Linked DNA regions of Mus musculus: regions 2, 3, 4, 5, 6 and 7 are each linked to region 1. A link is a loop called in an ENCODE intact Hi-C map of the cell type or tissue named here. Cell type or tissue: heart. All regions are shown on one strand. Region 1 holds the start of Fgf18 (fibroblast growth factor 18). Region 2 overlaps Stk10 (serine/threonine kinase 10). Region 3 overlaps Fbxw11 (F-box and WD-40 domain protein 11). Region 4 has its middle 72 kb from the start of Fgf18. Region 5 holds the start of Ubtd2 (ubiquitin domain containing 2). Region 6 overlaps Gm35723 (a long non-coding RNA gene). Region 7 has its middle 35 kb from the start of Gm12111.

The links. A loop is a pair of places that touch in the nucleus more often than their neighbours do. Peaks named below come from ENCODE experiments on the same cell type or tissue, not always from the same donor. Only the 100,000 strongest peaks of a DNase experiment are listed, where the experiment ranks them.
Region 2: it touches region 1 in a loop (7-fold over the local background); 22 of 42 quality-filtered maps call a loop at or near these places.
Region 3: a loop joins it to region 1, with 9 times the contacts of the local background. A loop is called at or near these places in 21 of 42 quality-filtered maps.
Region 4: it touches region 1 in a loop (2.2-fold over the local background); 3 of 42 quality-filtered maps call a loop at or near these places.
Region 5: it touches region 1 in a loop (2.6-fold over the local background); 4 of 42 quality-filtered maps call a loop at or near these places.
Region 6: a loop joins it to region 1, with 11 times the contacts of the local background. A loop is called at or near these places in 14 of 42 quality-filtered maps.
Region 7: a loop joins it to region 1, with 4 times the contacts of the local background. A loop is called at or near these places in 15 of 42 quality-filtered maps.

Annotation. Positions count from the first base shown.
Region 1 is chr11:33,146,622-33,150,621 of GRCm38, forward strand. Fgf18 (fibroblast growth factor 18) reads right to left here and starts at 779. Exons shown (of 5, transcript NM_008005.2): 1 at 621-779; 2 at 424-460. The coding sequence starts at 652. RefSeq lists promoters at 596-4,000, 596-1,539 and an enhancer at 1,354-1,384. In heart, CTCF peaks have their summits at 864 and 1,950; DNase peaks (open chromatin) are centred at 460, 690, 1,290 and 1,930; H3K4me3 peaks cover 2,178 bases; H3K27ac peaks cover 1,402 bases; H3K27me3 peaks cover 713 bases.
Region 2 is chr11:32,624,348-32,628,347 of GRCm38, forward strand. It overlaps Stk10 (serine/threonine kinase 10), which reads left to right. Exons shown (of 19, transcript NM_009288.2): 19 at 1-248. Among named protein-coding and RNA genes, the nearest start is that of Fbxw11, 16 kb to the right of the region's middle. In heart, a CTCF peak has its summit at 1,506 (motif pointing right); a DNase peak (open chromatin) is centred at 1,564.
Region 3 is chr11:32,712,714-32,716,713 of GRCm38, forward strand. The region is part of intron 3 of Fbxw11 (F-box and WD-40 domain protein 11); the gene reads left to right. Among named protein-coding and RNA genes, the nearest start is that of Gm35723, 67 kb to the right of the region's middle. In heart, a CTCF peak has its summit at 1,691 (motif pointing right); no DNase peak of the experiment used is centred here.
Region 4 is chr11:33,073,647-33,077,646 of GRCm38, forward strand. No RefSeq gene overlaps it. Among named protein-coding and RNA genes, the nearest start is that of Fgf18, 72 kb to the right of the region's middle. In heart, no CTCF peak of the experiment used is centred here; DNase peaks (open chromatin) are centred at 1,095 and 1,895; H3K27me3 peaks cover 1,913 bases.
Region 5 is chr11:32,453,533-32,457,532 of GRCm38, forward strand. It overlaps Ubtd2 (ubiquitin domain containing 2), which reads left to right and starts at 1,838. Exons shown (of 3, transcript NM_173784.4): 1 at 1,838-2,014. The coding sequence starts at 1,945. In heart, a CTCF peak has its summit at 2,031 (motif pointing right); DNase peaks (open chromatin) are centred at 1,519 and 2,429; H3K4me3 peaks cover 2,935 bases; H3K27ac peaks cover 2,289 bases.
Region 6 is chr11:32,803,794-32,807,793 of GRCm38, forward strand. The region is part of intron 2 of Gm35723 (a long non-coding RNA gene); the gene reads left to right. Among named protein-coding and RNA genes, the nearest start is that of Smim23, 19 kb to the right of the region's middle. In heart, a CTCF peak has its summit at 2,367 (motif pointing right); no DNase peak of the experiment used is centred here.
Region 7 is chr11:32,959,634-32,963,633 of GRCm38, forward strand. No RefSeq gene overlaps it. Among named protein-coding and RNA genes, the nearest start is that of Gm12111, 35 kb to the left of the region's middle. In heart, a CTCF peak has its summit at 2,167 (motif pointing right); no DNase peak of the experiment used is centred here.

The DNA.
Region 1 (4,000 bases):
AAACAACCTTTTTGTCTGCAGGGACAAGCAAGCCGTAAAGGGACAGTTGGCATAAAAACCTCTAGGTCCCTACCTCGCCAGCTGTGGTCGGAGGTTGGAGTCCCACACATCACTCGGGCCAGAGTCAGCCCTCCGACTCTGAGAGATTTCCCTACCGAGGCTGACCGAGGCCGCGACAGTCTGCACTGGCTCAAGCAGTAGCTCCTAGCCCTTGGCCTGATACCGCCAGCGCAGGACGCGCGCGAAGCCGCCCTTCTGCGCCCTGGGAACAGGTGCACTGGGCTTGTTGCCCAGGAGGGGTGGGGCACCGAGAGGGGGCGCGGTCCCGGGAAGGGGGGTCGGCCAGCACCTCGAAGAAGAGCGCGCTGGGGTTGGCAGGGGGGTGGGGGAGAGACACGACTCGACTCTCAGGAGCCCACGTACCTGAACCTGGAAGCACAGCAGTAGAAAGTGTAAACACCTGCGGGAGAAAGAGGGAGAGGAGGTCAGTGAGATCCGAGGAAGGGGCACAGATAGACAGACAGACACGTAGCAGAAAGTCGGGCGGACAGACAGACAGAGCCACACACGCACAGGGACAGGCATCCAGGCAGGGTGGCCAGACCCGGGCGGGTGCTTACAGGCAAGTGCAGGCGGAGGGCGCTGAATACATCGCGGGGCGGGGGGGGAGGCGGCGGCTCCTAGCCCAGCCTGCACATGTCCGCTCCGCGCGGCCGGGACCGGGCGCCTCCGCCGCCGCCGCCGCCGCCGCCGCCGCTGCTGCTGCTCCCTCCTTGCCGGCTGCTTCTGCAGACTCTGCTGCTCCGGGGCGCTCCGCGGCGCGCCCTGCGGCATCAGCGCCCCGCGCGGCTCCTCCGGAGCGCTGCGCCCTCCGAGCCGGCGCGGGGGCTGTGGGGCGAACGCGGTGCGGGAGGAGCCCGGCCGGTGCGGGGAAGCTGGACTGAAGCGGGCGGACGGGAGGGCCGTCTGGACGTTCGCGAGACGCGGGCTGCGGGTTCAGTCCAGGGGCAGCATGCACGGCGGGTGCTGCGGCAGAGGCGCCGCAACCGGGACGCGAGGCTAGCGGGGCCGGGGTCAGCGCTCCGAGGCTGGGGCGCGCATCTGCAGTGCGAACGCGTCACGGCCGCTCCGTCTGGGCGCCCGCCGGCTCATGTCTCCTCCTCTGTGTCTCTCCGGCCGTGCGCATCGCCGCCTCCCACCGCTGGCGGCGGCCGGGGCGTTTTCTACGCGAGGGCGGCGAGGGGGCGGGGGGCCAGGGGCGGGTCCGGGCCCGCGCCGGCACAATGAGGATGCGGGGCCCGGGGGCTCCCCCCTCGGGGCGCGGCCGGACGGGCGCTCAGCGCGGCTGGGTGCGCCGCGCCCACATCAAAGCCGGCCCTGCCTGCTCGCCTGCCTGCCGCGGCCTCTCCGCTGCCTCCTCCTTCTGGCGGCTCAGGGTTGGAGGGGAGGCACTCAATACTGTCGGCAATGGGACTGGCCGTTCAGCATGGCAGAACCCACGAAGCTGGACCTGGTGAGCGCTGGAAGCCGTCGGAGCTCTCCGACACAAGGCTAATATTGGCCGAATGGAGCAGGCGGGGTTCCCAAAGAATGCTCACATTTGCTGTTCATATTCACATCCACTAGAGTTGGGAAGCAAGGGGAGGACAGACGAGGCCCGCCCGGTGGGGTGACTCAACTGAAAGGAGTCGTGTTTACCCTTACCCTTAGGCCACGCAAGATAGTGGCTTTTCCCAGACACACGCACCACCACCACAACCACCACCGTGGGATGACTACGCTAAGTAACGCCTTCTTCTGTTTTGCCGTAGGAGATGGCAAAGTCTCAGGGGCGTCTCTCTCCCTTCCCCCGCTCTGGGACTCTAAGGTCGGTTCTAGGGATTCCAGCTGCGTTCTCTAGTTAGGTGACCCGGGTTTTGGAAGCACACGGCTACCACCTAGCGGCTCAAAAATGTCGCTGTAACCTCGCCCCTGAATGGCTACATGCCTGGGAGTAGCCAGGACTCTGGTCAGCGCTCACTCCAGGTCCTCTTCAGTTCGCAATCTAAGCAGCTAGTTTTCCTGCCCTTGATCACCAACCCTGAACTTTTTCTGTCCTTCCATTAACCCCCAAATGTAGATATTGTTGTCAGAGGCCTGCCTCATTCTGTCTAGAGCCTGGGTCAGCCAAGTTCTGCTTTGGACTGATGCTAAAACAAACAGGTCACAGTGGGCAAGAAACTAGAGAACGAGCTCAAAATGCAAAACTCAGGAATTCGGATTATTTGATTTAAAGGCCTTGTGTCCGTAGCTGTGGTTGTTATTCCCCGTTCGCTGGAGCAAAGTGAAGAAGGTGCTGCTCGGTGGTGTTATTTCTCAAGTTATAGAAACATAGTATTTGTTCCAAGGACCAGACCTCCCTGTAAGCGACTTTCAGTTCTTTTTCAAAGTTGAGGCTAAGGGGGCAGTATTAAAAACAAATCCTGAAAACCTTTGCGAAATCGAGTTGTTGAGAGAATTGTTGCATGAAAGGAAGTTGATTTTATGTTTATTGTCTGGGCTGCCTGAACTAGCCTTGCAAAGTTACTAGTAACTTCCTAAATTCTGGAACCAACCAACCAATAGAGTGAAATGACAAACCACAAATAGGGCTGAACCAAAAAGTGGTCTTGCTTTACAGACTGGCACACGTGTATCTGCTGACATGTTTCATGTATCTTCTGGCTAAAATTAATTTTTTCCTATCTGCACTTTATTAGTTTTTCATTACTTTTGAATACAATGGGTAACTATTGTCCCACCTACAGTGGTTTGATGACCTCAGTCATCACACAAGACAGTCCCAAAAATTTGGTGGTCTGAGGACATTAATTCAAGAATCAAAAGTTCTGGTGCTGGGGGGTGTAGCTTGGTAGACTCACAGTTCAATTCCCAACACCCACTAGAAAATGGATAGAAGCATTCAGCTCTATGTGATCCCAGCCACTCAGGTAGAAGCTGCAGATCAGCTCAGGCTTATGCTTGGGTTCAGCCAGCTAGTGGTCCACCTGGGTGCTACATAGGCCCTGTCTCAGAAAAGGGATAGGGGCTACTGAGCTGGCTCAGCAGTTGAGTATTTGAGTACCTGCACATGTGGCATAGTTAGTCCTAGACTTGAATGTTCTTCCTTGCCTGCCAAAAGACTTGAGCATACAATGAGATGGGGCACATTATAAAGACAAAGGCAAACTAATAGCTATAATCCCTATCTTTTCATATTTCTCAATTTTGTGTAGAAACCAACCTTTTCTTAGAGTTGAATCATCAAAACTCTGTTGAGTTCAGTCACTTAAATTAGGTCACTTTTCAATTACACCCTGAAGCCCAGTTAAGCGTTAATATACATATTGAATGACTTTTGAAATGTTCAAAATGGCACTAAGTGCTAACTTGAAACTCACTCCACTGCTGTTTGTGGTCCTATTATGTTGCCAGTCCTGAGACAAGATACGCCCCCCCCCCCAAAAAAAAAACAGTGGGGGGATGGCAATAAGATGTGTTCATAGGATTCAACTTTAGCCCATGTTAAGACAGGAAATAATCTAACCAAGTTGTTCTTTGACTTCCACATGTAGATTTTAACTCATGTGTGTACACACACCCCACATGCACACTAAATCTCCAGATTATCAAGAGCAATGAAGAGATACTAGACCTTTTTTTATCCAGTGTTCTGAAGAATACAAAGTTAACGGCAGATAGTCCAAAGAACTTGGCAACATGAAGCTAAGACCAAAGGTAGGAATATTTCATGTGTGTGGGAGACAAGTGAGAAAGTTTCTGGGTGACAGGCATTACCAGGGACAGTAGTGAAGAACAGGCAGGCAGGCCTTAGTAAGGAACCAGGTAGCCAACAACATTCTTTCTTAAAGGTTTACATTCATTTTAATGCATCAATTTTGACAAATCACAATCACCTCTTAATCTCCCTCTACAGTGCTCCACAGGACTCTTGCCCCTTCCAGTGAATCCAGTGAGTCAC
Region 2 (4,000 bases), 520 kb before region 1:
GTAAGTGCAATGCCTGCCACCACCAAGGGCCCACGCAGTATTCCTCATGCCCTGTGCTAATCTTTTCTGTATAGGAACAGGCAGAAGTGTTTTTAGCGCAGTAAATATAACTAACTTATATTTCCCTTCATGAAGGATGGAAATAACGTGTATGCATTTCCAAGCACCGTGGATATTTGTAAACTGTTCTCTGCAAACAAAAAAAGAATGTAAATATGCTTCTAATAAAGTAATAAGGTGATTTGCAAGCACTGTTGTTCTTTCTGGTTGGAAAGAGAAGATAGGTGGGCCTCCTGTGCTTGCTCAGCAAGGAAGGGCTTATCCTCTGAGTATGTGAGAGCCTCCTCCATCAGGCAGCAGGTCAGACTCTGGGGTTTCTGATGGAACCCCAAAGAGAGAGGAAAGAGACCATATTCTCTCTGGCCATTTAATATCATTCCGATTCAAAGACAAACATTGGTTAACAAACACCCCCAGATTTTGTATGTTAATGGACTGAATTTTTTCCATAACTCTGATAAGAAAGTAGATTTTGCGCAGAGCCCAAATCTCAGGACACGGCCGAGGGACACCCATGGAATTCAACCCTGGAGTTTGTCCCCCTGATGGTGCTACCACACCTCTCTCCAGCTGCCACTTCTTGCCATCAATGCTGTATCTTAAAAGAATTTTCCAGGACAGACTTAACATGGTGGTTGAATGCCCTAGCTTGTACATGGGTCTGGGCTCTGTCTCTGATTCTAGGGGGACAAATAGAAATATAGTTTACATTTGTCTGACTGTACCTCTCAAAACATTGCTTGTGTTCTTACCCTGGGGTCCACGGGTAGAATTGGGGGTATCTCTGCATTTGTTTGTCAAAAGATGTGGTCTTTAGTTTTCCTGCCTGAAATTGAGTGTTTTCCTTCTTAGTGGAGGTGGCAACAACCCCAGAGGTATCAGTGGGGCTTGTAACTGTCACCCAGGGAAACCAACGGCGTTCCACACTACACCATTTTTTCCTCATTTTTAAATCATAGTGACTCAACCTGCATTGTTAGGTCCAGTTGGTTGTGTCCATGCATATGTCTTATTAACTGTGTAGCTACAGTTTTCCGAAGTCATTGGTAGCCGGGCAGTGGTGGCACATGCCTTTAATCCCAGCACTTGGGAGGCAGAGGCAGGCAGATTTCTGAGTTCAAGGCCAGCCTGGTCTACAGAGTGAGTTCTAAGACAGCCAGGACTACACAAAGAGGCCCTGTCTCAGAAAAACAAAAAACAAAAACGAAAAAAAGAAAAAACCAAAAATAAAAAAACAATTAAAAAAAATTTTTTTTTAAAGATACCTATTTATCCTGATGGTCAGTTTCATTTGTAATCAACATAATAACCTCATTGTCACAGGTTTCAAAAATATTACTTTGAGAAGGACTTCATAGACATTGTGGAATACCAAAGGACTTCACAGAACAGAAAACAAAACCAGTCTGCTTTTGCTTAGCACCTTGCTGCTGTTGCCCTGGAAGTCTCGTGACCAGCAGAGGGCAGGCCATGGCCATGGTGCTGCACAGCCTCTGGACTCAGGCTGTTGGTGTGGCTGCAGCTTCCACTGATGAGTACTTACTGTCTGGGGGATGTAAATCAGCAGGCAGCCAGCATGATTGCCATTAAGAGCTAGAAAAGTGAGTTTCCAAGAATTCAGGAGACTGGCAGCCTCCCACCCCCAGGGCATTAGGAGATGAGGATGACTTGGGAAATGAAATCATCCTATGTTAATTGACTCCTCTCAAAGCAACCATCATTGGAATGAGTGATTCCTGGATGCTGTCTTCAGCATGCTCACCCTAATGGAGACAGAGACGTGGGAAAGCAGCACCTGTGCAGACTGACACCGCCTGGGGACTCAGAACACCCCCTAAGAGAGCCACCCTGTGTCGGAGGGCAAACAGGTCTATTCCAGAATGACATGCACTAAGGCTGGCCAGAGTAGATGGCTTATCAGCATAAGGCTAGAGAGAGGTTGGGCCGAACAAGGATGCCAGGCCAAAACAGCCGTTCCCTAAGAGCTGCAGAGTGGGAAAGAAAAGGCTGAAATGGACGGAGGAGTCATTGTACAGTCCATGCAGCACTGAGAGTTTAGAAGGAAAGGAAGGATTGCACGATTTTGAGGCAATTAGCAGAGCCTTAGATGCTGCACTCAGAGGCACCACATAGCTCTGTTGTACCCATGGTGTCTATTAGGTCTGGTTAACAAGGACATCTAGCAACCATCAAAACAGAGCTTCTATGCCCAATGGTGGCAGAAAAGGTCGTTCAAACCAATCCCAGCACTGAGGATAGCTTTAGAGTCTAGGCAAGGACCTCACAACTGCCTACTGTAGCTCCAGTGGATCCAAAGCCTTCTTCTGGCCCCTGTGGGTGCTCACACATATGTGTACATATCAACACACACACACAATAAAATTAACGTTGAAAAAGAGGAAGCAGGGTGATGGTGGCACACACCTTTAACCCCTACACTAGGCAGGCAGAGGCGGGGAGATCTCTGTGTTCTAGACCAGCCTGCTCTAGTGAGTTCTGGGACAGCCAGGGCTACACTGAGAAACCCTGTCTCACAAAAACAAAAAACAACAACAAGAAAGAGAGAGAGAGAGGAAGGAAGGGAAGGGAAGGGAAGGGAAGGGAAGGGAAGGGAAGGGAAGGGAAGGGAAGGGAAGGGAAGGGAAAAAGAAAGAAAGAAAGAAGGAAAGAAAGAAAGAGAGAGAGAGAGAGAGAGAAAGAAAGAAAGAAAGAAAGAAAGAAAGAAAGAAAGAAAGAAAGAAAGAAAGAGAGAAAGAAAAAGAAAACGAGAAGAAAATAGAACTGGTGACTGGAAGTTCTACTTGCTGGTATAAGCAGATCACACAATAGGGAAGGCCTGCCTGGCCAGGATTCAAGCTGGGATGGGGTCCCCATGAGGGGATTGGGTGGTTTGCCCTGCCTGGGTTCACAAGCCTAGAAAAAGCAACAGAGGTGAGCTTTTGCCAGGTCTTCAGGGCTAAAAGTGCAGAGAGAGGAGCCCAGACCCTGCCAAGTGCACAGTGGACAGGATCTCCATCCAGCCATTTCTTAACTCAGACTGCAGAGAGATCAGAAGTGGTTAGGGTTTGGGCTGGCGTTCTGTGGTGGAGTCCTGAAGTCCTTTGAAACGGAGGTGGGGTGGGGTGGTGGCGTGAGTTGGGGGGAGTTGGGGGAAGGTGGGAGGAGGAGATAGGGAGAAATAAGAGATGGGACCAGAAGGGAGAGGAGGGGAAAGAAGCCGACCAATAGGGGGTCTCGATAATGCAGGGGCCTGACTCCCACAAACTCAGTGTGTTTGAATGTTTGGGGCAACACATGGTGCCCTGAAATTTTCAGCAGATAGCTAAAACCCAACAATTTTAAAAGAACCAAGTGTCATAAACCATGAGAGCGATCTGGGTGCCAGATTTTACCTTCCATTTGGAAACTTCTTCTCATCCAGTTCAAGCTTGAATCATACTGAAAAGCTTGTAGTGGGGAAGGAAAACATAGGCTGGGGACGAGCTCAGCCATAGGTGGGCTGCTGTCCTGTTCTGTGCGAGGAAGCTGTGTGAGGTGGGACACTGTCCTGTTCTGTGTGAGGAAGCTGTGTGAGGTGGGACGCTGTCCAAGCATGTGGAAGGCCCAGAGTGCTGCCCACCTCTATCCCTTTCTTCTAGAAAAGTGTGGCTGGACAATGCTCAACTAAACCTATGGCTTGGATCCCGCTGTCACTGGGCAGAACAGGTGGTCAGTCTGCCCAATGGCATGTGACTGTCCCACCTGTGTGGAGACACGGTAGAGCAAACATATGGTTCTCCCTTTGTGGTAAGGAACCTCGGAGGAGACCACGTTTCAAGACAGTGAAGAACAAGACAGTGGCTCTTCCAACAGTTCCCCCTGAGACTTACACAGAACATTAGGCCCTGATCAAATGATCAAAGGACAGGCTTCAAGCTGTGGTGGTGTTGGGGCTACTGGT
Region 3 (4,000 bases), 430 kb before region 1:
GGAACTGGAATTAGAGGTGGCTATGAGCCGCTGTGGCTGGGAATCAACCTGGGTCCTTTTCAAGAGCAGCAAGTGCTCTTAACCTCTAGGCCATCTCTCCAGCCTGTTAACGTTTGTTGACACTGCTTTGTCTACTCCTTAGTGAAGCCCCTCCATCCTCTCTCATGCATGTGCACTTATGGGTAGTTTTCTGATTAAGTGTTACTTGTATTTATGACAGTTTTAGTCCTGAGCAAAGTCTTTAAGAAAAAAAAAGTACAGAGAACTCTTATGCTCCTACCTGTGCCCATGCCTCCCACAGCACAGCATCTGTACTGTCATTGTCCTGCTGCATTTGTGTTCATGGGGGAACCTATTGATAAACCATCATCCCCTGACTCCATAGTAGACATTAACCTGTTGTGGTACGATTAGACTGTGTGACATGCAAACCTGCACCCATCACTCTCATGGAAGGTCTTTACTTTGTCTTCAGTTTGGTTGGTAAGATGTAGAGCTCTGACTTGTGAAGAGAATGTTGGTTCTGTAGCGCTTACTGCCGCCATGCCATGCCAGTACAGGTCTAGGAGCCTCCCATGATGGGTCAGTACTACTGCAACAGACCTGCCTCAGGAACAACAGGTTTGCAGCTGATGGTGCTTTCTTTCATAGCACACAGAGGACCTGGCTGAGCTGTAGTTCTAGCCTGGAACTTGGATTACAAGTGACAAGGAAGCTTCTAATGTCTTCTCACTCTTCTTTCAGAATTTATGAGTTTGTTTTCTACACTGAGAGTATAAAGAATATTTGAGAGTTAGCTTGACTCTGCTGATCTTTCAATGACAGACTAGTGTCCCGTCTTCCATTAGTTGTCTTCTAGAAAAGCAAATAGAAACCCCTTCCATCCAGAATTACAACATTTAGTTGCTTAGTCCAGTTTCTCATTAGGCAGATTATAAAATGACAAGGATCAGAGAAATTGGATGACATTCCCTCGGGTCACCTGGCTTGTTTGCCATGTGCTATTGTAAAATGATGGTGGACAGATATCGCTTCAAAGTTAGCACAAAGGATGAAATCACTCAGTTAAGATTACTCTGGGAGAGTCCTTAAGTTGATCATGAATGTTAAATAAGTGGATCATAACTGTCTTTGTTTGTTGTCTATTGTGATCAAGCATCATGTTCAGAAGCAACTTAGAAAGGAAAGGGTTTATCTCATCCTACAGCCTGCAGTCCTCCATTGAGGGAAGCCAGGGCAGGAGCTGAAGCAGAGACCACGAGGACCACTGCCTACCAACTGGCATGCTGAGTTTGCTTTCTTTCATAACTCTAGCCTTTGTCAAGTTGATGAAAAACCTCACCAGGACAGTAACTCAATTCACGTTTAGTGATGGAGGATGAGAAGAAGGGTCTTTCATTGTGAGAGAGAAAAGTCTAGGTGAATGGATTCTTGTGTGTGCCTCCTCTGTGTTGCTGGAACTCCAGAGCCCTGCCATTGTTCTGCACCAAGAAAGGTCAGGGAAGTCTTTCAAGTTGCTGACTGTACTGCTCCTCATCAGTGACGACCAACGAATGAGGCCAAGCCTCCATTCTCTTAAGAAAATCTGCTGATTGTTTGTTTTTCTTGTTTTGGTTTTATTTTCTTCTCTCTAATTTGCTTTCCAAATGGTTTAGATGTGGGCAAGTGCCCCTTATGTTTAGAGAATAGCCACAAGGTGGCACTGTTGAAGTTCCCCTGATGGTTTCCAGCAGCCCCTTCAGGGGTGTGGGGTGTGCACAGCCTTGGAGAAGGGGCAGAACAGATGAACATGTGTTATGTATATAAATATGGTTAGTATAATTGCGAACAATTCAGTTTTCATTACAGCGAATTTTAAGGCATTGTCCATATCTCTTTTAACGTGGAATTTTGTGGTATTGAATGTTATATGAAATGAATGGACTGTTGGCTGGGACATGGAAATATTTCTGTTAAAATGCTATTTGTTTTAACAGGATTTGATCTGAACATATATACATATGTCAGTATATTTCACACACGAGAATCTAATAGCGAAGGACAAGCTGGCCCAGCTGATTGTGTTTGTGAAGAGTAGACTTGGACTAACCCTGGCATTAGTTCTTCTCCCAGGCCTATGCTAGTAGAGCATTGTGGGGAAAAGATGTCTGCACGCACTTAATGTAGGTTTAATAAGATGGAGAACATTTTCAGTCATTCTGCTAGTTCAGTGTCCAGTCATTCAGTAAGTATCTGGAGTTTGGATTTTCACTGTTAAGATCGACAATCATTTTAAACTTTTGGTTGTGAAAAACATTAGTTCTAAAAAAAAAAAAAAAAAAAAACTGTCTCTAGTCTTGACTTTTTAAAAATGCTTACTGTGAACATTGTACCTGTCAGTGTAAGAAAAGTGGAAAATGTTTGTGGTCTCTGGCTCCTTTTGGTTCAGTGGAAAAAGTGATAATTATGATACGCTTTTCTAAAAATCATGGTAAATGTTTAGTCTGCAATGTCAATTTCTGCAGGCTAAGTTTGTGGTTTGTAAGAACTGTTGTTAAAGGGAAAATTTATACCATTTAAAATAGAGGCAGATTGTACTTCAAAAAAGATGATAAGTCTTGCTGATTAGTTTGATGAGGTATCTGTGTGATTAAAAATGTTGAAATGCTTAGCTTCCTGCTCATGGTTTATTCATTTGTCTAGCCCCCAACTAAGGACAGAAAACCATCACAGACTATAAATATGATAGACTAGATCATAGGTCACAGGGATGGGCAGGAATGAGCCAAGGCTTCAGGTTGGGTACAGGGCCAAAGACCCAGCATCACAAATGGAAGAGTGTGCTCGCTAGAACTAGATGGCTAGCCCCAAGACTTCAGTCCCAGACTCCACACACAGTAGCCCATCCTCATCTATGTGGGTGCAGGGGTAACCTCTTAGTGGGGGAGGGCTAAAGACAGTGTGTCTGCAATGTGGGTGTGGCGAGGAAGGGCTTTCACCTTGTCATTTGGTTTTCTGCCTTGGGTTTGTGACCTACGCTGATTTTCACTTCCTTTTTAGCCCTTAGAGTCGCACATAACCAGGAAAGGCTTCGGCACTGGTTGTAGGTGGTTGTTTTATTGTAAAAGGTTTTTTTAATAACTAAAGCTGTGACTCGTGAAGCAAGGAGCAGCAGAGGTTGGGTGTTTCTTTACAGCTGCTCTTTGAGGGTCTGTAAACTACTGAAGTTACTGTATGATCTAAGCAGCTGTGTTAAGCTGGTCTCACCAAGGGCATTGAGCTGACATCACACATTTGAGGTTGGTTTTGATATGGTAGTTTTTACACATTGAACTTTGAAATCAGTGCCTTTTAATTGTTTGAGTTTATTGCTGACATTTTCTGGATTCTCATGAGGTGCCTACAATTAGTACCAGCAGCACTCTCAGAAATGTGCGTGCACTATCAGTCTATATTCTGCTGAGGTAGTGATGTGTCCTCCTGTTGCCTTAGGAGGGGGAAGGGAGGCTCTATCAGCACGATAGAGTAATAAGAGCCAGACACACTGCTGAGGAAAATACTTGGTTTAACACTTCAAAGCCCTGGCTAAAGATCACCTTGTGTTCGTTGCATAACTTCTTTTTCCTCGATGGACTTGAAACAAGAAAGTTGCAAGATTCGAATGGCTCAGTTAAGGAGGTTTGAGGGGAGTGGATGAGAGAAGATTAAGGACATTATTGAATACCTGCTACATACCTGGCCCTTTAAATCTCCTAGTAGCCTTCCCAGTGGACTTGAGAGATGGCTTCCCCGTAAAATGTGGATATTTAGAACACTTACCTTGGAGAGTTACTTTACAGATTATATGAGATAACTTCTTTCAGCACTTAATATTGTTCCTATATTATGGACTAATGATATTAAAAAAGGATAGTAGATTTGCTTATGGCCACTCACATAGCAGTTGACTGAAATAAAATGTAAGTCAGGTTACCTGGTTTGGCAGCCATTGTGTTTCCATAAGACTAAATCATGCTGCCTC
Region 4 (4,000 bases), 73 kb before region 1:
AAGTTGGAGCGCATGTCTCTGCTCCAGTCCCTGGCCTGGTGCCCATCATCCTCAGAGTGAAGGCCCAAGTTCTGCACAACAGGTTTGGGCCTCACTGCCCTCATATAGTCGTTCCTTTCCCTTGCAGGGTCAGAGTCGCTAGGAGGGTCTTCACATTAGAAAGGACTAGAGCTCAGGTTCTGGTTTGACTTCAAGGCTTTTAATCGTTCTGCTCAAATGTCCAACTTTCCAGCAAGTCTCACTGATGTCCCAGACCTGCAGCTTCCTTGTAAAAAATAGACAGATCCTCCGTACCATGGATGGCGATCTTTCTAAGACCACACCCAATATCCGATGACTTCAGGATGGACTTGGGCAGAACAGCATTTCAGCTACTTCTCTATTCCTGAGTAAAGAGAGGCCCTGGGGAGGCAGATTAATGTGCAGAGGATGAGTGAACGGATACACAAACGCTGGTCAGACAGACAGAAAGTAGGGGAGAAGATACAGGAAGGTGAGCGGAGGGTTGGGAGGTGGATGGTGATCGAGGAGACAGGTGGCTGAAAACTAGGTAGAAAGTGGGCAGATGGATGAGTGTATAGGTGGACGGTTGCTGGGTGGGTGGTTAGAAGGATAGTGAGATGGGTGGATAGATGGACGGACAGACAGATCAATAGGTGGGTAGATAGGTGTGCGGATGAGTGGAGGACTGAAGAAATAAACTAAAGAATTAGTTCACGTTTAAACAAATGGAGTCAGGATGGGAGAGAACATAGTGCTGAGCGAGTTATTTGCGAGCCCTGCTTTAGAGATGGAGGACTGAGGTGATCTCATCCGGCTGAGCCAATGGCCTTCTGAGAGGTTAGTGAAGCAGGGGACAGAGCCCAGACTCTGGGACCAGACAGACTTGGCTTCAAGCCTTGTCACTTCGACTAGCTACATGACGCTAAGTCCAAACATCCTTGGGGCTTTGGGGATAATATAGTCCCCATCTCTGCAGCCACTGTGACCTGTAAATGAGATTCGTATTGACAAGTTCTAAAGTGCCTGGCACACAGTAGGTGTGCAATGATGGTACTGCTGCGGTTTTGCAAAGCCTAAGCCCGAGAGTGGCCTTGGCCAGGTCTGGCACCTTGGTGTAACTCCCTGTTTTGAAGCTGCTCAGCAGCTTTGATGAAGGGAGCCAGCAGCCCAGGCCAGAGGCTCTGTCTGTATCTACCACTCTCCAGGCCATCAGCGGAGTGGTCCAGCTGGCAGAAACAAGAGCACAGGTCGGGCTGGCTGGGTCTAGGTGCAGGTGGGCCTGGCTCTCTCCCTTCCTGACCGGTTCGGGGGGCCTTTTCTGGGGACCAGCCACCTGCCCTGCCCCACCCAGAGAACTTGGCCTGAAGGTCCAGAGCCCCAACTTCTCAGGAAACTTGCAGACAGGAGAAACTTTCCATCCACACTGCAGGAATTTTGTGCAGAAAGGGGGAAAAAAAACTAAAGCCCTTCATCCTTTGGCCTCGAAGAGAATATTTCTTTTATGTGAAACTGGCAGGGAGAAAGGTTTGAGATTCTTTCTCCTTTGCCTAATTGATATCAACATGAAATATTCTAGTGTTGTTTTAATAAGACTTGGTTTTCCAGCAAGAGTGAGGGGGAAGCTCTTCTGGATCAGAATATTTTTAGCAAAAATATTTTGCTTGAATCCTCCCTGCTCGCCCCCCCTTCCTGCCCTGGCTTCAAAGGCACAGCAGTGTGTTCTGGGGTGCTGCACCCACACTCCACAGCCCCCTCCCCTGCATGGCAGGCTGGCCGGCTGGCCAGCCAGGAGTGCCGAGCCAGGAAGCTATTTTTTCCAGAAGCAGCATCTGGCTCCTTGGCAGTCACACAAGCAGTTGTGTTGGCAGCAAGGCTGGCCGGGGTCTGTCGTGTTTAGGCTGCTGCCTGGCTCACACCCGCAGACACCATGTTCTCTCTCCACATCCGGGAACCTTCCTGCCCTACCCCGCCCCAGCCCCCCACCTCACAAGGGTGGGGGCTCCTCAGAGCACCCTAGCACTTTTGGCCCCAGAGACCTACCTGAGATCTAGCACTAGCCAGCTTGACTCTTGGCAGGTGGTTTAGACTTCCTGAGTCCTCCGTTTCCCCTGGTGGGAAATAGGATCCTTGCCACAGTCTGCCTGTCTGGTCTGACCCTTACCTGACTTTACAAGATTCTCATAGCACATGAAACCCGTTACGAGCATGACCTCCTGAGCAGCATCCAGAGTCTTTGCAACCCTGGGGCCACTGTAGTGGCTACATGCAATCTCCTAGTGCATCCAACACTTAAACAGCCACAACTCATTCTGTTCGACTCGATACCCAAAAGCCATCTTCTTTAGGACAGTTTCTCTTAGCTCTAGCAACCCCCAACCAGCTATGACAGCTCCTGGGTCCAGCCATGACAGCTGCTGGAGCCTTTCTATAGAATACCTAAAATACAGTGCTCTGTGCATTTGATGTTCTTCCACCTAGAGGCTTCATAAGAGACAAGCTATCATCTGTCTATCCAAGGGCTTTGCAGACTACTGCAGGTAGATGAGAACTATGCCAGCCAGCCCTCCTTGAATGCCTCACAGTTCCCTTATGAGCAGCCCTGGGGAGTCAGCATGCCCCCAGACAACCCTCAGGGAAGAGAAGAAAGGCCGCTAATGTTAACATGTCCTATGAACCCAACGTGTCAGACAGAGCTTGCCCTGTTTCCTACATTCTCAGGTTTGCCTAACCCTTCAAGGCAGCCATCATTAGCACTGATTTGCAAAAGTGGGTGCAGGGACACTGAAGGGCTGCCCATTTCAGAACAGTTGGGATATGACATGTTCTGTATAGCTACACTGTCCTCTTTCCCTCTCCTTGGCTAGTGCCAAGATAGCTTGAAGTGACAGCAGGGTACTGTGATAAATATCGGTGACAGCTCCTGTGTGGAGCCCGTTGTACTGAGCTGGGTGCTTACATCCATCATCTCACCAGACTTTTTTCAAAGCGGCCTTTAAAGGAGATGATTGTCATTAGACCCCATCACACAGATGAAAACACTGAGGCTCACAGGGCTAAAGCAGCTTCCCTGGCACGCAGATTGCTGGGGAGTTGTCTAAATGGGAATGGGTTCCATTCTCTAGCAGGAATAACGTTTGCCTTCATCTATTTTCTGTTGCTATAGCTGAACATAACAGACCAGGAAATTACTAAACCATAGAGGTTTATGGGGTGCACAGTTCTGAACGCTGGGAAAGCCAAGAGGGTAGTGCCAACCTTGTATCCACATCTGCTCAGCATCTGCTGAGCAAGGGCCTTCTTGACGCACTGTCTCAAGACAATGGTAACCCAGAGCATCACAGGGTGAGGCAGGGGTGCCACCCCCAAGAGCCACTTTCACAACAAAGCCACTCTCTCAACAATCTGTTACCCACTAATCTATGAATATGAACCTGTCTCTTACAAAGGGTCCCATCTTGAACACCATTGACATAGGGGTTTGGAGACTAAGTTTCCAGCATGGGCAATTTGAGGGACCCTGTCAAACCATCCTACCACATCACAACTGGTCAATGGGTAAGTGGGTGGAAAATGGATGGACGGATGGAGGTGTGGGTGTGTAGAGGATGGGTGGATAAATGAATAGATGGCTCCAGGGCTAGAATGTGAATCTTGATAACCCTGGAGACAGCAAGGGTCAAGGTTTCCGGTTAGCCTTTCTCCTCCTCCCAGAGCTGACCCCTGTGTATGTCCAGATGCCAGCTGCTAGGTGCATGACCTTCTCCGGGAAGCATTCCAATAGTGAAGGTGGGGCCACTAGTCCATGAAAGTCTGCCTCCCTTCCTTGCCACTCATGGAGGGACCAGGAATCAGAAATGACAACCACAGCTCTTCATTCACATCTGTGCTCCCAACTCCTTTTCTGTAGCCACCACAGACTCCAGCTCTGTACCTCCTGAAGACATCAGAATGACACTGTTGGCAAGCACCCCAATACTGGAACCTTTCAGATGTCCCC
Region 5 (4,000 bases), 690 kb before region 1:
ACTGCTCAGCAGAAAGCCCTTAGCATTTGGGTGCCTACCATCTGTTTAATAGACATCGTACAAGTCTTGGTTGCTGCAATTTCTGGAGTGAAATTCAGGACAAAGCAATCTCTTTGCAAATTCTCAGACAGCCTCTCTCCTTCAGGGAAGAGATAAAGTGACTAGTATCTGACAACGTGAGCATTCAGCTGGGAAGGATCAGATAGACGGCTCTGTGACACGGCTGTTACCAAGCCCTTATGGAAAAGCAAGCTCTGAAAATCCGTAACAACATCTAACTGTATACTGCTTATTTTTTTCAGAGCTCAGGCCTACAGTGACGGTAAAGCTAATCCTTCAAGCATTAAGACAAAATAGTGGACTTCTATTTCAGAGCCATTTCTGTGTTTTCATATAAACCCAGAGCTTTGTTTGTTTAACCCAAATTTTTGCCTGCCTAGCAAATGAATACCAGGCCGCAAATTTTAATTTGGACTTTTTCTGAAAGCTAGACTCCCAGATGTGAAATAACCCCACTCAAATGGTAGGAACATTTTTAAAGCTGTTGATTGGCACTGCCAAACCTTTGCAAAAAGATTGAACCAATTTACACTCCCACCAGCAGTGCATGAGAATACATTTAAATGCAAATCCTAAGAAGCAGACTGTCTCTTTCTTAGGTATTTCACTTAAAAAAAATTTTTTTTTTAATGCTAAGCAAAAGCTGACCCAGGGTTTTATAAAAGGAAAGTCTGGCATAAAAGTGGAACAGCTTAGGCAAAAAAAAAAAAAAAAAAAAAGAAAAAAAAATGCTTTCAAAGACCCAAGCACCCAAGCAGGCCGATAAAAATGTTAAGGCGCCACAGCAAGGAGCACAACTCCAAAGGGGCCATTAACAGTTTGGCTTAGGTTGGGATGGTAACCGCCAAGAATGTTGGGCGTGGTCAATGTACCAAATTCTAGTTTATAAAATGCAGAGTATTAATATTAATACTTCACTTTGTTCTAAAGACGACTTAAGATGTCTAATGCCAGGATCTAGAGTGGTAGTATTGTCGGTAAAGCGAAGCCTGTGGGAACGATACACACACCCGTGCCCCTTCGCTCCCCGCACGGGACAACAGGCCTGCACAATCAGAGAGCACCTCTACCAAGCGGGCGCAGTGATGGCAGGGGCTGCGGACCTGGGGTAAGGGAAACCCAGACTCGGTGGCCAGCTCGCTGCTTTCCACAAATTCAAGGGGTGCAGGGACTTGCGGTCAGGCTAACCCCTCTAAGCACGCCCAGCCCGTCTACGACCCAGAGTCTCCTACGACTCCTCGGTACCCTCTCCCACCGGCCACACCAGAAGGAGCCCCACCTCGTCCTCAAGTAAGGACGAGCTGGCCACTTCGTCCTTACTTGAGTCCTCCCCCTTCTTTCCGGCCCACCTCCGCTTGCCCCCTACTCTCCCGGCCTCGGGCGCTCGTCTCCACTCGGTTCTGCTCGGTATTCTCCGCCCCCTCGGTGCATGCAGCCAATCAGAGCGCGGCCCCGCCCCTCGAGGCCGTTCCAGCGGGCCGGCCGAGTGCAAGCCGAGCCCGGCTGAGGGTGGCGCCGCGGGCGGGGGCGATGGGGCCTGGCAGCCGGGTGGCGGCGGCGGCAGTGGTGGGGCTTGCCTAGACGCGGGGGCGCGGGGAAGTGAGGGGCGAGCGGGCGCTGCGGCCCGCCCGGGATGGGCCAAGCCCGGCCTGGCGGGGCCGAGCGGGAGCCGAGGAAGGCACGCGGGCCGGGCCTGCGGGCCAGGCGGCCGGGGGGCTGAGGTAGAAGTGGGCGCGGAGGAAGGGGCTGGGCGAGGCGGTGGGAGGAGCGGCGAGGGGGCGGAGGCTGAGCGGCGAGAGAGCGGCGCCTGGCCCGAGGCGGCGACGCGGGAGCAGGCTGAGGCGGCGGCCGGGACGAGCGCCCTGAGGTGGCGGCCGCGGCCCCATGGGCGGGTGCGTGGGCGCCCAGCACGACTCTTCGGGCAGCCTCAACGAGAACTCGGACGGCACGGGAGGTAGGTGGCGCCAGGGGGCAGCCGCGGCCCCCCATTGTTCGCGGCGGCGGCCACCTGTCCCGACCCCGCGCCCCTTTGTCGTTTCTGCTCTGCGTCGGCCCCGCCACGCGCTTCGGGCCCCACGCGGGACCGCGGGCCTAGGCCTGGATTGGGGGGTACTCTAGCTGGGAGGACAACTCGGCTGCCGGATTGCGGCTCGTGGGGCCGGGGAGGGGGACAGCCGGGAGTGCCCCCGACGGGCCCCGCCGCACCCCCAGCCCTTCCCGCGTCGGCAGAGTTGGCCGGGCTCAGCTTTCCTGAGTTTCGGATGACAGCTGCCCCGGTTGGTTCCAGTTTCTGGAGCTGGGTTGGGGAAGTCTCCAAGTGGCCATGGGCAGTGTTTTATGGAGGAGGGGGGAGACGATCGGCCCGAGGAAAACGTGGCTCTCTGCTGCTGCCAGGGGCGTTAGCCCAATGTGCCGTCGGGGCGCACTCGTCAAATTCCGATGTGTCTTACGTAAAAGGAAAACGTGCAGGATAGAAAGTACCCCAGTATAAGATTAGTGCTTTGAGTAAAAGTTTTTCCAACGCGACTCGCACTTCTGGGTTACCGTAACCGTGATGAGAGGTCTCTTAATTCCATTCGTAGTCGTTGTAGAGGGATAGGAGTGGTAAGATTGACTCTGCTTTTATTGACCTTAAAAGTGCGGAGCCCATCCAGTATATAGAGTGTGTAGAAGTTCGAACCTTGTAGAAAAGAGCCACCAACCAGGGATAACATGATTTGATTCGAACCTTGTATTGGGTGCCTTCAAATCGGGTGCATATTTTAAAGTTGTTTAGTTGCATGAGAATAGGCACATCTTTTCACACCTTGAGACGACTCTTAGGCACCCAACTTTTGTACAAGACATTTCCCTTTTTACGTGATGTTTTAGCCGTTCCACTTCACTAAAATCTCTGTCACTAAATGTTGGGCAAGTTATTTGAGAACTCAGTGAAAACTGTCGTGAAAAAGTAGTCCATGGAAATGCTCCTTTGTAGTGGATTTCACGTCACAGCCTATTTACTTGGTGAGGTCCTTTTGACAACAAAGCCCAAGTGTAGAAAGGGCGTGATACCACTGGGCTGAGGGCAGATCAGTGATCAGATGGTACCAGTTAAGCATGCTAGTACTTACTAGCATTCAGTATAACTTTGACATATGTTAAAATTATAATATTCCTTTAAGATTGAGCCTTTTGGCAGTGCAACTTAGGATCCAATCACAGTATTAGCATGAGCTTTTAGAAGCATGAAATCCTAGCTTTAGATAATTTCTACCAGTAGCCTACAGTTAGATAGCTCTAATATCTGTTTCTTTCAACATTTAAGTTTTCTGGACCATAATCTGCAGTTTTTCTAAAGAGAAGTTTTAAAAGAGGGAGTACCCCGTCTTTTTCTTCTGGGGAAAGGACACGGGATAGCCCTGATGTAGCTGGCAGAAGACGGGTCTGTAGGGGATAAAAGAATTCTTTCTGGAATTTAATTTTGGAAGCCTTTGTTCTCCATTACTGTCATGAGAGGTAAGAGCTAACTGGAGCCAGCAACTCTGAAGGCTGGAGCTAGATGATCTTAAGCTCCAGGCCAGACCTGGCTGCATAGCAAAACTGTGTTACCAAAAAAACAACAAAAAGTTACTGTAATATGTGTTTCAGTTTAACATGTTAGCAGTTCTTTTTTGTTGTTGTTGTTTGAAAGGGAATGACTTTTTTCCTAAGGGTGTTAGCAAAGATCTTAGCTTTTCAAACATCAGCAGTTTTAATCTGGTTATATTGATTTTTATCAACATGGAGTATAATGCAGCCTTCAGATGTATTTCATGATGGTTAACATTCATAGTGCTATGTGAGCACCACCATTTTAGAATGACCCTAGCCTTTCCAAGTCAGCTGGCTCATAATAGATATAATCTGAAATACTTGGATATTGTATTTTCCTTTTCCTTCTGGATCCAAGTATTTTTAA
Region 6 (4,000 bases), 340 kb before region 1:
TGTCCTATGCTTTTCCCTGCTGGAGCATCCCTTACACACGCTCCTCCCTCCCCACTGCCCTCCTATCTCGGGGAGGAGGGAGTGCAGAGCAAGAGCCCAGCTGCTTGGCCTGAAGCCACCAAGGCTCGCTTATTGGATGAAATCATTAGGCAAGGTAAGAGAACATTTGAAACCGATCATGCAGGGATAAAACCTGCACTCTAAGAAGTTTCATGTAGATTATTGAACTTATTAAATGAATTGTGATATGATCCAGTTAAATGCATGACCTTTAAGGGAAGAGATTGGTGAATTAATCCCAGGCATACCTGTGAATTGTTTGGGTTAGGAGCTAGACAACTGGTGTTGTGGTTTGAATATGCTTGACCCCTGGGAAGTGACACTATTAGGAGGTGTGGCCTTGTTGTAAGAAGTGTGTCACTGTGTAGCCAGGGTTTGAAGGTTACTATTCTCAAGCTCTGCCTACTGCAGAAGAGTCAGTCTTCTCCTGGCTGCCTTTAGATCAAGGTATAGAACTCTCAGTTCCTTCTCCAGCATCATGTCTGCCTGGATGCTGCCAGGCTTCCTGCCATGATAATAATGGACTGAACCTCTAAAACTGTAAGCCAGCCCCAATTACATGTTTTCTTTTATAAGAATTGCTTTGGTCATAGTGTCTTTTCATAGTAATGGAAACCCTAACTAAGACAATTGGGTAACACCCCAGCACACCATTGTATGAATGGATGTAATATTATCAATCTGCTCCGAGAAGGTGTGGATGGCTTCTAGCATGTCAGTGCTAAGAGAAATACTGCTTTGGTACTTCTGATCATCAGTTTTGGTCCATGTGTATAGTTGTCCTTCAGTATCCAAGAGGGATGAGCTCCAGGATCCCCAAAGATTACAGAATACAAAGATTTATTAGGAGGTGCACAGTACACATGCATGCACACGCGCACACACACACACGCACACACACACACACGCACACACACACGCACATGCACACACACACATGCACACGCACACACACACACACACACATGCACACACGCACACACACACATGCGCACACACACACGCACACACACATGCACACACACGCACACACACACACACATGCGCGCGCACACACACACACATCCAATGTGCATGTGCACTCATGCATGAATGTAGTGATAATTTTGGAATTTTGATTTCTTTAAAAAACACAGAAATAGTATAAAAATATGTTTTTGCTTCAATCTCAGGGGTGGGATATGGGACTGCTTCAGATTGTCTATGGTATGATTTTCCTTGTGCAGCTACACATGAACACAGGGCATATATATGTGTGCATATGCAGACACACACATGTGCATACACATGCACAAGCACACGCAGGTGCATACACACATAGGATTTGCATATGATTCTACCCAATTTTCTTTATACTTTAAGTTTCTAGATTATATATAACATCTAGCACGATGTAAATGCTAAGCAATAGGTTTGAAGTATAATGTTTATTAATTCTTTGTGAATTTTGTACAATGTATTTCAATCATATTCATCCCTCATTCTACCCTAAAGCTCCCCTGCTCTCTCAACTTCATGACTTTAATCTTAAAAAAAAAAAAAGTAACCTACTTAGTCCCGATTTGCACTGCACACATACTCACAGGTGTGGGCCAGGTACTGCAGCTTAATGTATCTACTGGGGGCTACACCTTTAACTAAAACTTAGTCTCCCTCCTAGAACCTATCAACATTTGGTAGTTTCTCAGCTGGAGTGGGGCTCATGAGTCCCTCCCTCCTCCGCACTAGAATGTTCACTGGCTTGATTTTGTGTGGACAATCACAGCTGCTCTGAGTCCATGAGTGCAGCCCTGGAGAGAAAACAATGTTTCACTCTGGTCCCCCTCAACCTCCAGCTCTTAGGATTTCCCCTGCAGAGATGGTCCCTAGCCTTGCAGTGGGCAGTGATACAGCTGTAGCATTTGAGTCTGAGCACTCCGCTGACACTGACTGTCTGCACTTTGAGCAGCTGCGAGGTCCTGTATTAGCCACCATTCACAGCACAGAGAAACTTCTCTGGTGAGGTATAAGAGTGGCACTAATCTCTTGGTGGAAAGATATAGTTTACAGGGCAGTTTGACACTATGTTCATTTAGCAAAACATTAGTAGGTTTATCCTTGGGGCCCAGGAGCTCCCAGCCATGATTTCTTGGCCAGATTTACTGTATAGTATGTTTTGAGTCACTATTGTACCCGTGAGTATTTCCTGAGTTGCCTCTTATTATTAGAGCTCCCAGAATTCATAGCGGTGTCAGACCATTGATGTGCACCCTGCCCTTGACCCCTCCCCTACAGTAGCCTATATGACACCTTCTGGTACTGTGAAAGCTAGCCAGCAGGGGGAGCTTTCTGGTCAGCATCAACTTGGTTTCTCTATATCCTGTGACCAAGGTGTGTGGTGTCTTCAGTAATAGGGTCTTACCATTGAGTCCTGGTGGGTAAATGAGCAGTGACAGCTGTCTGTGTTGTTTTGGAGTGTCCCAGACATCCTTGATCAACAAGTCAATGAAAGGTACCCCACATCTACCATTTGGCAAACTATGGCTTCTGCAAGGAAGCCCTGTGTAGGGTGACCCCAATAAACTGTCTTGTATGAACACACACACACACACACACACACACATACATACACACACACACACACACACACACACACACACACACACAGAGTATCTGAGTGAAGCTGATTGACTGATTAATTGATTTGTTTTTTCCAGACAGTGCTTCTCTGTGTATTAGCTTTGACTGTCCTGGACTCACTTTGTAGACCAGGCTGGCCTCAAACTCCCCAAGATATGCCTGCCTCTGCCTCCTGAGTGCTGAGATTAAAGTTGCGTTCCACCATGCCCAGCTAGTGTGAAGCTTATTTTAAAAGTATGCTTCTATGTTGCTTTTCCAAATACCCTTACTGCCATTTATCCCTCTCCCACTCCATCCCTTGTCTGCCATGTAATAGTTTTTATACAATACTCTATTTGAATGACAAAAAGACAAAGTCTATGTTCTGTGAAAATGTGGTTGAACTCACGAATGGGGACTCTGGGATGTGGAGGGCTCCTGTGTGTGGACTTTTGAAAGCATATATTTAGAGTGAGATTTCTGATTCAAAATCCATGTGAGGGGCTGGAGAGATGCCGGTTAAGAGCACTGACTGCTCTTCCAGAGGTCCTGAGTTCAATTCTTAGCAAGCACATGGTGTCTCACAATCATCTGGGATCTGATGCCCTCCTCTGGTGTGTCTAAAGAGAGCAACAGTATACTCACATACATAAAATAATTAAATAAATAAACCTTAAAAAAAAAGTCCACGTGAGGTGCTTGAAATAATGTCTGCCTTGTTGAGTTTTGAGAGCTTTCTACGTGTGTCCGACATGGCTCTGATCGCCCTTTCATGATCTTCGCACTGTCATTTGGTGAACAGCTGTTCCTAAACTGAAAAAGTCTAACTTATGAATCTTTTTCTTTATGCTTATTGGTCTTTGTGTTTTAGAAAAGCCTTGGTGCAGCACAATCAGGTTCCCGGGCACATCCCAGGTCCTTTCCCGACATACTCTTTTCACTGAAATCAGATTCTGCACGGGATAGGAAGGCAGAGCTGCTATGTACATACCTGTAGAGGTGCAGCCGATCCAGCATGATCTGCCAGTGACCTTGTTCTCTGCACGCAGCTCTGACACACAGCCTGTGTTGTAACCAGGGCCCTGTGTGGGTTTGGGTCTGGCCCAGTGTATGGTGTGGGATGAGCCTTTGCTCTTCCAGCTCCTATGGTGTTGAGGCCATGTTAGAAGAGTATTTTAAATGACAACCCTTATAGATTATGGTTGAACTGACTCCCATACAACTATGAATTTTTCCTTCTTAAAGATTTATTTTTCTGTATTTTTTAAAATTATGTGAGTGTGTACATAGCTTTGTGTAGGTTTGTGAATGGGAATGCAGGTTCCCGTGGAGGCCAGAAGAG
Region 7 (4,000 bases), 190 kb before region 1:
CAGCCACTCTGGGGAAGCAGAGGACTGACCATAGCTACCTACTGTGGAGGGCACTAATCAGTCCCTGTTTGGTTATCTGGTCCTGTAAGGGCATTTTAAGTTTGGAATGAAGAGAGGTTTAGACTGGGGGAACCCAGAGCTGCCCTTTGGAGAAGACGGTACAAGGGAAGTAGGCCTATGCAGATGAGACTCTTCAGGAGAGAGGCAGTCCTTGCTGGGCATGCTAGTGTATGCCATAGTCAGTGCTTGGCAGGCTGGAAAAGAGATAGCCCCTTGCCTTGGTTCTCTCTCTCTCTCTCTCTCTCTCTCTCTCTCTCTCTCTCTCCCTCCCTCTCTCTCTCTCTCTCTCTCTCTCTCTCTCTCTTTCTTGGCTATATATGTAGTAAGCCTGACTTTTTAAAAAAGATTTATTTATTTTGTGTATATGTATATTTATTTTATATGTATGAGTAAGCTGTCTTCATGCACTCCAGAAGAGGACATTGGATCCCATTATAGATGGTTGTGAGCCACCATACAGTTGCTGGGAATTGAACTCGGGACCTCTGGAAAAGCAACTCTTAAATAGCTGAGCCATCTCTCTAGCCCCTGCCTTGAATTTCTTAATAAGGACATTCTAAATGCCTATGTTGGAAATGCTTAGAAAAATGTCTAACTGGAAGGGTTGGAAGTCAGGACAAAGTGGAGCTGTGTTTATGGAATGTGCTGTCGTCTGGAACTAACTCAAGTATCCCCATGTTGGTGCTGTTGAGAGATGACAGAACCTTTAAGGGGCGGGGCCTACTGAGAGCTTCGCTTAAGGACTAAGGGTCCCTAGTCTGTCCTTTCTCTTTCCTATTTCTGGCCATGCTGTGAACCAGCCTCTACTGCCATGCCCTCTCACTGTGGCATGTAGTGCATGGCATGCTCTGCCTTACTGCATTCTCCCACACAATAGCACCAAGAGAAGATGAACCATAAGCAACTTTCCCTCCTTCCAGTGGTTTGCCTCCAGTGTTTCGTTACAATAACACGAAGCTAACTAAGACACTACACTTTCTATGAGATCGTGGTGGTTGGCTGCCTATAGAAAGGAAAGTCAATTCGGACAGACCGTGGACGGGTCAGAGCTCCCACGAGTCCAACTCACCAGGCCACCATTCCTCCTGATAGGTTTTACTGCTTGGTTTCGTGCTTTAAATAGACACCATCACCACCTTATGGTAGGGGATGCCTGGGATAGGATAGGTACCCACTGTATTTACTTTGAAGAAACTGAGGTAGTTGCCAAAGGTATGTACAGTGTGTGAGAGAACTTGTTTCCCATGCAAGATCACCAAAAGTTAAGATGTGATTTCTCAAACCCAGGCTGATGCCAGGGGAGAAATCGCTTTCTGGGTACTGCAAGGGGAGGCAGAATGTTACAGGTCTTCCCAGGGAACATCAGGGCTGTTGGTGGCTTCAAACACCAGTACTCTCCAGCACAGCGATAGCACTCAACAAACAGCTCAGTCGCAGAAGGGAACAGGACCAGTGTGGAAAGGGAACTCGCCACAAAGCATTCTAACCAACTACACACTCAACAGCTGGGGATGCTCAAACTATGACCTTTCTTGGGATGCTAGGAAACTGTTTAAAGTCATCATTCAGATATGTGCATATGCCTGCAAAGTATAAGTAAAAGAGACTGGGTCTCCATGCCACATGCATGCATACACATTCATGGACGGCAGACTAGCCCCGGGGTTCCCTTAGACACTAGCACACACAAGAGCCCAACTCTCTCCCACAAAATGGAGTAGTGTTGACACCAGACCCCTGCACAGCCTCCTGTCTACTGTCATCATCTCACAGTGACTTCTAATGCCTGAGATGCCAAAACTGATGTGTGACTAGTCACACTGACACTGGGTAAGAGCTAGGACCAGAAGAAAATGTCTGGGCATACTCAGTACAGACATGCACACAGATTTTCAGCCACTGTTTGGCTTAATCTGCAGATGAGGAATCTACAGATGTTGTGGGACAGCTGAATGTACAGGTATAGTCATTTCTGGCCACTTTTTATTTGCTTCTTTTGGCCTATCTGTATTTCTTTTTTTTTTTTTTTTTCCTTTTCAAATACGTGTTTATGTGTATATCTGTGAGTAGGTTTGTGCACATGACTGCAATACCGCAGATGGCCAGAAGAGGGAGTCGGAGTTCCTTAGAGCTGCAGTTTGGCAGTTGTGAGGCACCCAATGAGGGCCTTGGAAATTGAGCTCTTCTCCAGCTCCATCTGTTTCTATTTCAGGCATGAAAGGGAGAGGGTACATACTGTTATAAAACAAGGAAGTTGTTTCCACATTGATTTTTTTTTAATTAAGAGAATGAGTAGAGATGACATCTGGGGACAGAGAAACTTCAGAGCCTCTTAGACCCTTCTCTGTCCAGGTGTGCTAGCTATGGTCAGGGAGACCTCCAACAGCCCAGGATAGCTGTGGCACTGTCTCTCTGCACTCTTTGTGGGGCATCTCCTCTTAGGAGGGACCCTCGGGGCTATACCTAGTTTGCAACCCCCTCAGGCCAGTTTTGAAGTCTACCCTTACTCTTTCTAGGACCCAGATCTGCCAGACTCTTGCTTCTCCCATGCTTCTCCATGCATTCTGTGCACGCCCGAGGATGCCCATGTCTCATCTGGGAAACACAGATGATACTTTCTTCAAACCCCACTGCCCTGCCCACACTGGCTGCAGACTTTGACAGAGGCAAAGGTAGACTCCTTTAACAAGCGCCTGCCGGATTCCCCCGATACCAAGGCCCTTCCTCTGCTCAGCTGCTCACAGAGGTGAGGCAGCTCTCCTCTTCATTCCTTGAAGCTTCTGCAGGCCAGAAAGACAGGGCGGAGACACACAGAGCACCATAGTCCCAAAGAACAACCTAGACACACACTTCTGCTCTCCACAAGAACACCCTCTAATGGACAGAGGCAGTAGAGGGAAGTCCCTGCTATGTCTCTATAGTTCTCTGGGTACTTTCCTGAGGTGACCTCACTTAACTGGCACTGCAAGCTAGCCAGAGGATGGAGGGAGACCATTGCTGTTATTCCTGCTGGTCAGATGATGGGCAAGGAAGCCTACAGGGGCTCGTGCAGCTCAGCTGAAGAAGGCTGTGGAGGATATGACCCTCAGACAGGTCTATCAGAAAGCTCCTCCACTCCCACATAGGATGACCTTGAACATGTTATCTTGGAGTCTTGGCTTCCCAGTCTGGGAAACGATCCACTAGCCTTTGAGCATGTCCCTGTGAAGGCAAGCAAGACTGTAGGCCAAGAACCCAGTGCTGTGCACAGTAGAGTAAAAACCTAACTGTTGACAGCAATGGTTCTTCTCATAGAAACTGTTCCGTCTGGCTCCAGATTCCATGGGGAGGTAGAAGTGGGAGTGGGTTGGGTACTCTCAAGTCAGTCACTGCATGGGTATCCTTCTTTCGATGGAAACCAGGAGGCATCCGTGGGCATCCACAGAAACTCTCCTTCCCTGAGCAGGTGGGTCCCACCTGACCAACCAGGCTCTGCACCTGCTTTCTTCAGCAGCCCTAGCAATATGTCCCAGCGTTTGGTTTCTGGCTCATCAGAAGGGCACACACACACACACACACACACACACACACACACACACACAGTAAAACAGAAGCCCTACTGTGTGTCAGGCCCAGCATCTGCCAAAACAGTCCAGAGACACTCAACAGCTACAAGTGATAAAACAGAGACTGGAGTCTGGATCGGCTGGCTCCAGGCCGCCATTGCTGACTTCCTCTCATGCGCCTATTGTCTCTCCCGATGCACTGGTTCTGATTTTCAAAGAAGACAATTTCCGAGAGAAGCCTTTGACAAACCTGCTGTGGACGACAGTGTGCTTCCCATTTTGTGTGTGGATCTGAATGCCTGGAGTTGGGGGTGGGGTGGGGTGGAGGGGGGCAACAAAATGTCCTTCAGTTGCCTACATCAGGAGAATGGCTGGTGGCTGGCTTTTCCCCTCAA